3 separate regions of the Homo sapiens genome follow, and all the other regions are linked to region 3. A link is an interaction called in ENCODE POLR2A ChIA-PET data of the cell type or tissue named here. Cell type or tissue: GM12878. All regions are shown on one strand. Region 1 has its middle 24 kb from the start of SGMS1-AS1. Region 2 has its middle 12 kb from the start of SGMS1-AS1. Region 3 overlaps SGMS1 (sphingomyelin synthase 1).

Region 1 (4,000 bases), 110 kb before region 3:
CATAATCACATTATTAGCATAGACTATCTGGCATGGTCTTAGGCTGCCAGGTAACCCCATCTTATCAGGCAGGACATTACAAAGGCTTAAAATACTCTCAGAAGCAAAGGCCTAACTTCTCTTTGTGCAAAGTTCATTCTTTTCCACACAGGGTAGATTAGCTATCTTTCCAATATCCCCTTTGTTCATTCCCTACTTCTCTACCAGATGGTGTTTGGGCATGTGGATCCCACTGTAGGGGGAGATGAGCCTTGATATGAGTGCAGGGCCTATCCTATCTCCTGCCTCTGCTCTGAAGTGGCTGATCCAGTCAGGTTCCCACAGCCTTACAGTGGTCTTCCCCAAGTGCAGTGTTGTTCCTAGGCTCAGTTAGACCCACCCTACCTTACATTTGCCAGGACTGCAGATGCCACCGAGTTCAGCCAGGTCCTCTCTCTAGCCCCTGGCCTTGACGTTAGTGTTATCTCACCCCTAACTACAGAGGCTCCATTATAGCAGGTCCTGAAGCTGCCAATTCTGTTACCTACCTTGTCTGGTTCTACAGGGGGAGTCTGGGAACTTCTGGAGCCCTTCTATGCCTTTTAAGAGGAAAGGCAAGTTTAGGAGTGGGAACACAGGCCCTCTTTCTGTGGAACCATGCCTCTCTGCCGCCTTCCTTGTTCTGTGGTAGCACCAGGTTGGTGTAAGCCATTCTACACCACAGTCTCTTCTCAGAGTTCTGAGCTAGGACTGGGGCACAAGCCCCCTCTGCTTTTGCATCTGGCTCTCCCCCAGTTTATGTACCATATCCTCTTCTTTCCTCTTCCAGACTGTGGCCCGGAGGAGGCAAGCCAGGACACAAGTGTCTGCCCACTTGCTTTTGCTACAATTTGCCTTCTGTTATTTTTCCCACAATCCACCAGGCCAACAGGAAGAACTGCTTCTATATCAGGTTTTCCTCTATCCCCAATAAGGAGGTATTTAGGCTATATTAGTTGAATAGTAGAACCAGATATAAAGAAGGGGATAGAATGGCTGGGCATGATGGCTCACAACTGTAATCCCGGCACTTACGGAGGCCGAAGCGGGCAGATCACTTGAGGCCAGGAGTTTGAGACCAGCCTGGCCAATATGGCAAAATCCTGTCTCTACTAAAAATACAAAAATTAGCTGGGCGTGGTGGTGCATGCCGCAATCCCAGCTACTCTGGAGGCAGAAGAATTGCTTGAACCCAGGAGGTGGAGTTTGCAGTTTTCTAAAGGGAAAGAAAACTATTAATATTTTCAAAATATTATCTCTATTATGCTTGTATAAAGAGTTCAGTAGCAATGAAAACCTGACCCATGGAAAATAGGAAAACTTCTTCCCTTTTCCCTCTTTCCCTTCTTGCCATCTTTCTTAAAGCCCATAGACTTCACAAATAACTTAGCAACTAAAAGGTCGTAGTTTTGGAAATGGAAGGCAGGTCATGTGATTCACTGGAATTTTAATTTTCATGGTAATGATAATAGCTGCCATTTATTTGAACTCTATGTACCAAGTATTGTGCTGAATTAATTTAATTTAATTTAATTAATTTAATTCTCCCCAAAGCGCTATTACTATACCATTACCCCCATTTAGCAGATGAGAAAACAGGCTCAGAGAAGTTAAGTAATTTTCCAAAATCCTATAGCTGGCACTGGAATTTAAAGCCAGTACCATTAGACTACAGGGTCCATGCACTGATTGACTACCCCTCCTAAACTGCCTTTTGATGAGGGATTCATATTTCTGTTTTCTTTGTAATTGCCACATAAGGCATTCAATAAAACACTACTTTATGCTCAGCTGCACTCAGTTTTGCAAGCTTCCAAGGATCCCTTGGTGATAAAGGAGTAATGTGGCACTTAAAACCTGGTCTGATATTGGCATGCACCCTAAAAATGCTGCTGGTATTACTGAGGGAACCAGCCGCTTGGGACTCTTACCTTCCTAATCGCTTCTTAAGGGAACTTGTAATGAATCTAATTGGAAGCATCTACTTAATTCCCTACAAGATAATATCACATAAACCAGAGCAAGAAAGGTGTTAAAATCAATAAATGAGAGAGAAAGAACTGAAAATATAGAGCTAAGGATAGGAGGGCAGGCAGGGCATTGTATATTTGTAGCTCAGGAGAAAAGTCTGGGGCACTTTTTGATAACTGCTGTATGTGCAAAAAAATGTGTTTGGGTGTGGGAACTATGAGGACGTATGTTCCTTTAGACATCTGATAATCTAAACTATGGTAATTTCTGTGGGTATCAGTGAAAAATCTGTGCTGCTGATCTGTTCAAAGTGCAGCACTATGGGCAGATTTCAGATCATACTGAGAATTGAGGCCGTGTGACTGTGATCAAGATTGTACTGGAGCCATCATTTGGTTATTCATTTACCCATTACGGAGTTGAGCTGGGGCTGGGCACGGTGGCACACACCAGCAATCCCACCACTTTCGGAGGCAGAAGTGGGAGGATTGCTTGAGCCCAGGAGTTTAAGACCAGCCTGGGCAACATAACAACCCTGTCTCTACAAAAAAATATTTTAAAAAATTGGGCTGGGTGTAGTAGCTCACGCCTGTAATCCCAGCACTTTGGGAGGCAAAGGTGGGTGGATCACTTGAGGTCAGGAGTTCAAGACCAGCCTGGCCAACATGGGGGAAACCCCATCTCTAGTAAAAATACAAAAAAATTAGCCACGCATGGTGGAGCACACCTGTAGTCCTAGCTACCCAGGAAGCTGAGGCACAAGAATCACTTGAACTTGTGAAGCAGAGGTTGCAGTGAGCCAAGATCAAGCCACTGCATTCCAGCCTGGGCAACAGAGTGAAACTCTGTCTAAAAAGAAAAAAAAAATTTAGCCAGGCATGGTGCCTGCCTGTGGTCCCGTCTACTCAGGAGGCTGAGGTAGGAGGATAGCTTGAGCCCAGGATGTCAAGGCCACAGTGAGCTGTGATTGCACCATTGTACTCTGGCCTGGGAGATGGAATGAGACTCTGCTTCTTTTTTTCTTTTTTTTTTTCTCCTTTTATGGGTAGGACTTGGGTGGGTGGAGATGATATGATGGGGATGGACATTAGAGGGGAAGTCATTAGTGAGCAGAGAGCTAAAGATGGGAAAACGCGGTGTGTGTTCCGGGGTATGGAGAGTTATTTTCTCCAGCTAGACTTTCAGAAGAAGGAAAGAAAGAGAGACAAAACCAGAAGAGCTGAACAGGATCAAATTGTGTAAAATGATGACTGCTAGGACCCCAGGACCAGTGCTCAGTGTGAACCACAGTGGCACTGGGAGGGCCTGGGAGTAGGAAAATCAGTGAGGAGGCTCTGAGCTTGGGTGGGGCAGAAAGGGTAACTTTTTTATGTTTGCTGCTTCCGAGGCTGCAGTAACAATACAGTCCCTCAGTCACCTCTTCCCTCATGGTTGTTCCCACTGTGTGTCTTGCTGGTTTCTCCTCTTGGTAAACCTCCACCATCCCCCGGAGTTGTATCTTTTGTCTTCCTCTCCTCCCCAACCATCTCCCTTCATTACATATCTTAAAAATGTCTTTTATTTTTATTTATTTATTTTTTGATATGGGGTCTCACTCTGCTGCCCAGGCTGGAGTGCAGTGGTGCAATCATAGCTTACTGCAGCCTCACCCTCCAAGCCCAAACAATCCTCCTACCTCAGCCTCCCAAATAGCTGGGACTCCAGGGGCACACTACCACACCCAGCTAATGTCCTTTTTTATTATTTTTATTTTTAGTAGAGACAGGGTCTTACTATGTTGCCCAGGCTGGTTTCAAACTCCTGGGCTCAAGCAATCCATCTGCCTCAGCTTCCCAAAGTGCTGGGATTACAGAAATGAGCCACAACACCCAGCAAAAAATGTCTTTTAGCAGTTTGGTTTTAGCTCACATTTCTGGGGAAATGGTCCTCAACGTCTCCTCCAGGGAGCAATGTTATCAGGTTGGTAGTGGCAGCTGCCAGACTGCAAAGAGTAAAAAAGGAGGCTCTGAAT
Region 2 (4,000 bases), 96 kb before region 3:
ATACCTATCAGAATGGCTGAAATAAAAAACAGTGGCAACATTAAATTCTGATGAGAATGAGGAGAAACTGGATCACTGGTACATTACTGTTGAGAATGTAAAATGGTGCAGATACTCTGGAAATAGTTTGACAGTTTCTTTATGCATGATAGTTTCTACATGCAACTATCATATAACTCAGCAATTGCACACTTGGGCATGTATCCCAGAGAAACAAAGACTTCATGTTCACACAAAAACCTATACACAAATGTGTATAGCAGCTCTATTTAAAATCTCTGAACATTGGAGCAGACCCAGATGTCCTTCAACATGTGAATGGTTAAACAAACTATGGCACCCCTATACATGGAACACCGCTAGTCAGCCCTCTAAAAAGGAACAAACTATTGACACGTGAAACAACCTGAATGAATGTCCAGAAAATGATGCTGAGAGAAAACAGCCAATCCCATGAGGTTCTATACTATATGATTCCACTTATATAACTGTTGAAAAGACAAGATTATAGAAATGGAGAACATATTAGTGGTCACCAGGAGTAAAGTGGGGAGGGCTATCCAAGGACAACAGGAGGGATTCATGTGGTGTTGAAAATGCTTTATCTTGACTGCACCAAGGTCAATATCCTGGTTGTGATATTGTACCATAGTTTTGCAAGATGTTACCATTGGGGAAACTGGATAAAGGATATATGGGATTCCCCTGTATTATTTCTTACAACTGCATATGAGTCTATAATTATTTCAAAATAAAAAAGCTTAATTTTAAAAACCGTGAGCATCTTACTATATCACCTCTCTTCAGTAACGTTTTCACCACAGCTTGAAAGATAAAATCAAAATGCTTAATGCTTGAGTAGAGCCTATATGATTAGAACTTGCATGGTCTAGCCCAGTGATTCCCAGGCCTGGCAGAGTTACCTATGAAGCTTATAAAAAAAATACTGATGCCTAGGTCCTAGTCCAGCTCAATTAAATGAGGATCTGTTGGTGCAACTATACATTCATTAGTGTGTTTATCTGATTAAGTCCGTCTCACCAGCAGACCATAGGCTCTGTGAGGACAGGCACCAGGGCTGCTTATGCTTTCCAGCACCCAAATCAGTGTCTGTCACTCAGGAGGTGCTCAATATTTGTGAAGCAAATGAATGAATGAATGAATAGAGGTGAAACAGAAACATCCTCCTCCCCTCTCTTTCTGCCTCCCTGGACCCACGAAAGGGATAAGGAGCCTTCCCTGGTTTCATCCCTGTCTCTCCAGGGCTCCATTACAAAATTGCAGCAGTAATCATGGCATTGCTCCGAGAGAGATCTAACCTACAGCTATGAAATCTGGAAATGATGACAGTGCCTCCTTCTTTACACTCAATCAACAAATTTAATGAAAGTGAAACAGAAGCTGACAAGGAGGCTGACATGACACATGCTCTTACTCATGCAGAAATAATAGAAAGCCTTTTAAATGCAGCTAAAAAAATTAAAGACACTGACAAAGAAATGAAAAAAAAAAAAAGATTTTAGGAGAGGAGAAAAGCTGGGGGCAAAAAATCTCCTAACTTTTGCCCTAATAATCACATTTGCAGAAAGTCTCTTCTGTGCTGCTCATGGAGCCAGAGTGGTTCATATTATGTTAATGTGTGAATAAGATTATGCAAAAAGAAAGAAATTCAGCAAATTCCAAGGTATTCTTGGGCTTATTCTGGCCTATTGCCCCACCTCCACCCCAGCATCTATATCAACATTTGCAGTGTGAGTAAAACAATTAATATTTTAAACAATTACCTTGAGACATTGCAAGTTCCGGAATTTGATAAGAATCTCAGCCCACAAATCCACAAACACCAGAGTGTGAGAAATATAACTACACATTTCAGTAACTCCACTTAACTCTTTTATCTCTATATCACTACCACCACCGCTGCCACTACTACTCATTCTACCTATCTGATGGTAAGCTTGTCCTTTTAAAAATCTCGGCATCATTTTACTCACTCATATGCAGTATTTTAAAAATTTTGGGTGGGGGCAGGGTTTTGCAAATACTCCCTGGAATTGTCAAGGCTTCCAGAGGTGAAGTATTGTGGGGTGGAAGGGCAGCAAGGCCTTTCATGTCTGGCAGCTCTGCCGTTTGGATTCATGGTTTGGACTTGGGAACCTTTATTAGGCTGCTTATAGTTACATCTGCCCAGATACTCTCCGGCCTTGCTTTCTCCCTGACGGTGATACTGGAAAACTGGTATAGCACCCTTTTCTTTCCCTTCCGTCTCCTTTTTCTAAACAGAATGGCTTTCTAGTGTGGGGTGAAAAGAAGCTCCACTCATTCCCCTTCCTGAGATATCTTGTCTCAGGAAAATATCTTGTCCCAGTTTCTTGGGGCTCAAATTTTGGGAAACAAAGGCAGGAAATCTAACAGGCTTTCTGCTGTCACTGGAGGCTAGGAACACAGGCCAAAACATCTGTTGGAATGGGGACAGGTTTGAGGGAGAAGAAAAAGAAGGAAAATGAGATATATAGTGATGGAAAAAGTAGATTATTCCAACATGTTGTCTTGGAATGACAGCTAACATTATTACATGCTCACACAGTATGCCAAGGGCTCTGGTAAGTGTTTTATGTGGATTATTATGGAGAAATGCTCACAACCTGAAAATAAGTTGGTATTGTTACTCACATTTTACAGGCAAGGAAACTGAGGCTCCAGGAAGTTTATTCATTTGACCAATGTTACACAGTTAATAAGTAGCAGGGCTCAGATTTGTGCCCAGTTTCTGATTCCAAAGCCCATGCTTTTAACTACTGCAGGAAAAGATAGTGATGTTTAAGATCTTGCAGGATAGGAAAGGGTATGAACCCATTTTAGGACTATTTTTCTAACCATGGGGATTGAAATAAAAAAGAATACAGGGCTTAAGCAGTGGCCTCAGTCAATAGAAACATTCAGTTAACCAGGATTCCATGAGGCTTTTCTGACCTGGCCACTTTGCGCTCCAGCTGTGGTGGTTTCTCCTCCTAGTTCCCAGCTGTGTTCCTGTCTCTGGTTCCCTGAGTGTTGCTCTCACTGTTTTTCTTGGCACCTTTATCCTGGTGGTTCTACCTCTTCATCTTTCTCTTTCTTGCCCCTGGCTCCACTCCATGACTTCTGGTTCATGATGAAGGAATTTATGCTTCAATCTTGCAGTTTTCTTTGAGAGCTAACCCAGTGGCCTTTAGCTATGGCTCATGCCAATGGCCCTTATGGGTTCTTTCATTTTTGCCTACTAGGTTTCCCTATGAAGTTCTCCAATGCTCTTTCCCAGCTCCCAGATGCCCACCATGACCAGCCCTCCAAGGTCACTTGGTTTGGTGAGCATTTAAGCCCTTAGGTCTCAGCAGTACCCTGGGAGAGGACCTGTTGCAGCAGGTAATGCCAGTGTCCATATATCCCAAGGCATCTGTAGTAAGAAACCATGTAGAGAACTGTTCCATTTAATGCATACAGTCAGGGCAGGCAGCCCCTTAACAGCGAGAGCTTTTAGCTCACAGAGAAGCCTTTAGCAACCATCCTGAAGTGAACAAGGGGCTTAAAATGATTGACTTGTCAGACAAGCATGTTTTTTAAACAACAAAAACTGTCGCATTAACCTTGTTGTAGCCCCAGGAGTTATCGAGCCATATATAACTACTACCACACTCTTTTAAAAAAACTACCAGGTTCAATGCCATTAAAACAGCTTGGCCAAAACCACAGATGGGTTGCCAAGGTACAAGTGAAAACAGGAAAATAATGGGACAGGTGGGAGTGGGGACATACACACACAACAGTGAGGCAATTCAAAGAGAAAATAATTTAAGTAGTTATTATAGAAACACATTGAAATTTGTGAATTTGTCCTTCTAAATTTCTCTCTCCTCTGCCTCACTTCAATGGTACGAAGTCCCTTCAGGTTCTGATGTGATTATTGATTATTGATCTTCCTGCCTTTACTACATGGTCTTTCTTTATAATTCCCCAAATCCTG
Region 3 (4,000 bases):
TCAATCTTTCAAGTATCTCATAATCTGTTCTTAAACAAATGTCTAAGAATAATATGAGTGGCAACACTTCAAAACAGTGATTTTTTTTAAATCACTGTAAACACATATGTGTGTAAGATCTTTTTTGAATTTTTAAAAATAATCTTAAGGAGAATAATAAACATGCTTCCGGCCATTTTTTGAGACATAGAACCTGGAAAATTTTGTTTCCATGTATTTTATGCCGTAGAAGTCTTTGAAGAACGAAAAGTGGGAGTCACAGAGTGTGACTGTGTTCAGTTTCTTTTCCCCCATGAGAAGGTCTAATTTGGTTGCTGTAGCTTCAAAGCTGTGTGTCATGAGAATCTGATGCTAGTGGTGGTGGCTTTGGTGGAGGATTTTAAGAAAAGATAATGGTTCCTGCCACGGTGATTTTAGGCAAAAGAGTGGGACATGCAGCCTCTTCCCCTTCTAGACACCAGCATACTCATCTATTCCATTAAAACTTGTTGGCAGGAAAAAAATCAAACATGCTCCTCGAAGTGGAAGTAACTGGCAGAGGTTTTAGTGCCTTCTTCCTAGGAGGTTGTATTTTAACAGAAAAGAAAACTTTGGCTCCAGGAATAAAAATCCTTTTTTTAAAAGTGCATGAACCCTGCAATTTGGTGCTAATTGTAACTTCTGGAGGCTCCACCCTGGTTCTCTTGATTAAACTCAAAACAACCCCTTTTCCTTCCCAAACATCTCCCAGAGTGGGTGGCTCAGCCAGGGGCCAGCATTTTTATTCCATTTTCGAGGATCTTGGCCCCATCCCTGGTCTTGTCTCCAAGTGGGGCAGCTTAACAACCACTCTCTGTGGGCTTTGAGTATGGCAAGATGACCTGGCAAGCTGAGCTAGGTGTTTGCCATTCACACAGGAAGGGGGCCTTCAGGGAAGAGCTCGAGTCATCATGAAGACAGAGCCTGGATGGTAAAATTAATGCCCCTCATACAGATGTTGAGTCACATGATGTATTAGATAGTCAATGAAAGATGAAATTATGTTGGTATACCATACAAGGCAGTAATGTACAGTACTCCTTAAGAAACATTTTCAATAGGAGTTTTATGGTTGCTTGAATTAAGTTGCTTTGAGAGGTAAAAAGTTGCAGTAAGTGCTATAATTTAGAAAACCAGAGACTTACATGGTAACATCTCTACTGGATTAAGTCTTCATGAGTATAACAGCATAAGTATTATAAAACTTAACTAGAATCGGAAAATAGAAGATAAAGAATTAGTGTTTTGTTTGGATCTTACCTTTTTCTGTGCCTGAAACCCCCACATTTTCAAAAGTCCTTTCCCAAGGTCTCCAACGCTGGTTGGTCCTGTTGCCTTGTGGAGTTTCTAATTGAATGTATCTGAAGCACTTCAATCAGAGCTGAATCTTGGTCTTCCATGCTGTCATCCCCTGTATTCTTTCCCAAACCAAGTTTCTGTTGATTCTGCCTCCAAAAAGTATCTCAAATCCACCCTCCTGGTCCAGTCACCTGGGTGACTGCAGTTGCTATTCATACTCACTGTGACTCTTTTCCACCCTCTTTATGAAATGGAAATCTGGTAATTCACCTCCTTCCCCTAAAAGCCAAAACAAAAAACAAACAAACCTGCAGGACTCAACTTTTCCATGACTTCCCATGATCTTAAGTTGAAATCATAATTTCATAACCTTAGTGACTCGCATGACCTGGCAGTTGCCCACTAATCCCCAGCCCTCCGTGTTCCCCCTCTTCAATCCAGTCATGGTGGCTTAGTTTTGGTTTCTCTGAGATAGCATTCACTTCCACTTTCCTCTCTCTTTTTTCAAATTGTTGACTTTAATTATTTCTTTAGTTCCCCCTTAAATCTCATTTTGTCAGAGAAAGCCTTAGGTTAGAAACCACCTTATTGCATGACATTGACCCCCTTGATAGCAGTCTGTTGGTATATGTCTAGTGGCTGGCATATAGTGGATGCTTATTCATATTTGTTGAGTGAAAGAATGAGAGTAGTGGTAATTGTGAGTATTTTAAGTGCTGCTAAATACTCTGAGAGTTGGCATATCTAGCATGAGGTGTGGCACAGATGCCACCATTTTTTTTTACCTGCCAGACGAGCCAGTCTATTTATTACTAATTTATCACCACATCCTTCCCCTGGGCTGGCTTTCTTAGTACTCTACTGGTCTGTGTGAATTGGCATGTGGCATGAAACCTATTTGACATTTCTAATCTAGCAGAAAATGTCATCACCTTCTGGATGTTTAGGTCCTTGTATTGACCTTTAAACATGTTGCATAAACTTTTCATGCCTTAATTTTCATGCCAGTCTAATACAGGTCATCAGATTGTAAGATAAGATAATTCTTTCATGAAGATTAAGTAAGAAATACTGAAAAATTAGTAGAGCATATTCAAATATAAGGTTGTATAATTACATTCAGTATGCTTTGACATAAATAATCATTTTCTGTTTAGCCACTCTCTTATGCAGACTAAAATGTAAATTTTATATACACATAAATTAAACTTTCAGTTGCATAGGCTTATCATGTCTATATATGAGCCTTACAGCAGGGACTCTAATTTTCTTTCATAATTAAGTTGATTTCTTGTTTCCATTGGACTTTTACTTAATGTTTATTTTGCTAGTGAAAGATCCATTTCAAGGAGATAGAATATAAAACATCAAGAAGAAGATGCTCATTTTAAATTCAGTTTACTATCATTCTGTGGCAGTGTTTCACAAAGCATACCCATGGATCACCTGTATCAGAAACATGTGGGGATGGTTAATTTGCAGGTTCATGCCCCCACAACTTACTGAATCAGAATTTGAGAGGCCCAGAAAACTGCATTTTAAAGTGATCACTTTGTACTTTAAATAAGCTCCATAAGTTTGAGAATCAGGTCCCATATAATACTTAGTGTATACTGTGTCATTAATAAATTTCGAACAGGATCCATAAAAGATGGCTCATTCACCGACCTTTTCAGTCTCACCTGAGCATATAGATGTTATCAGAAAACATATCAATGCCAACACTATACAATAAAAGGTGATGATATTGATTGTGACTAAGGTTGAAAACAGTCTATGACCTTATTCAACTGGAGCACAGAGGATCAACAAGGGGCATTGTTCCTAGATGGCTAAAACACACTGGCCTTCCGGGAACAATGGCCCTTTGACCACAGCTGACACAGGCGGGAAGGAACTAGACAGGGGTCAGATCTCCTCAGTCCAGCAGTGAATGGGTGGGGCCTATGGTTGAGTCCTCTGGAGAAGCCCGGCAGGGGAAGGCCAGCAGTGCCCTTCATGCTCACCAGGGCTGTCACTGTTCTGCCCTCCCTGGATGCCCACATGGCAAGAACGCTTGCCCTGAGCAGGAGGACAGGAACAATACCTGTGTTTTAAAAGTTGGCATTGCCAAGTGTGTAGGATGTGCTGCTCACCGAGTTCGGTGGTTTCCTTGTATTAGTTCATGTAATCAGCTTAAGTAGGGGAAATCCAGGGTGTTGATGAGAAGGCATTTCATGGCAGACTTTAACCCTGGACTGGATTCTGGGGAAGGTTACAAGTCTCCATCTCCTGTTCTTATCAAAACTTGCTCTACTCTTTTGGATCGCCTTTGACCACTTAATGATACTTACAGCTTTTATCTCACAGTTCCACCTCCAGATCAGTATTGTTTTCTGTCATTTCCTGAATGTGAATTCCATCCCACTAAGTAGACACAGAAGTTGTCAGTGGGGAATGGTGTCATCCCTCTCCTCTGGTGTTTTGAAATGTGTGGGAACATTTTCAGTGGTCATGATGATGAGGGGTGTGTATATCAGGATTTAATGTCCTGAGGGTGTGGGATGCTAAATACCTTTCAGTAGTTGGGAGTGGGAGGGTCCCACTTAATGAAGGATTGTCCTGTCCAGAATGCTGAAGGCACCCCTGATAAGCTATCTCTTTTTTTTTTTTTTTTTTTTGAGATGGAGTCTCACTCAGTAGC

What was found. Peaks named below come from ENCODE experiments on the same cell type or tissue, not always from the same donor. Only the 100,000 strongest peaks of a DNase experiment are listed, where the experiment ranks them.
Region 1: POLR2A ChIA-PET joins it to region 3 with 5 read pairs; 3 of 35 experiments call an interaction of 5 or more read pairs at or near these places.
Region 2: POLR2A ChIA-PET joins it to region 3 with 5 read pairs; 10 of 35 experiments call an interaction of 5 or more read pairs at or near these places.

Annotation. Positions count from the first base shown.
Region 1 is chr10:50,647,210-50,651,209 of GRCh38, reverse strand. No RefSeq gene overlaps it. Among named protein-coding and RNA genes, the nearest start is that of SGMS1-AS1, 24 kb to the right of the region's middle. RefSeq lists enhancers at 2,163-2,222, 2,433-2,582, 2,603-2,762. In GM12878, no CTCF peak of the experiment used is centred here; a DNase peak (open chromatin) is centred at 2,345; H3K27ac peaks cover 1,167 bases.
Region 2 is chr10:50,634,602-50,638,601 of GRCh38, reverse strand. No RefSeq gene overlaps it. Among named protein-coding and RNA genes, the nearest start is that of SGMS1-AS1, 12 kb to the right of the region's middle. RefSeq lists enhancers at 1,328-1,377, 1,428-1,477. In GM12878, no CTCF peak of the experiment used is centred here; no DNase peak of the experiment used is centred here.
Region 3 is chr10:50,538,435-50,542,434 of GRCh38, reverse strand. All of the region lies in intron 2 of SGMS1 (sphingomyelin synthase 1), which reads left to right. Among named protein-coding and RNA genes, the nearest start is that of SGMS1, 84 kb to the left of the region's middle. RefSeq lists an enhancer at 3,390-3,599 and a silencer at 3,592-3,886. In GM12878, no CTCF peak of the experiment used is centred here; DNase peaks (open chromatin) are centred at 334, 1,823, 1,974 and 3,611; H3K4me3 peaks cover 2,124 bases; H3K27ac peaks cover 3,924 bases.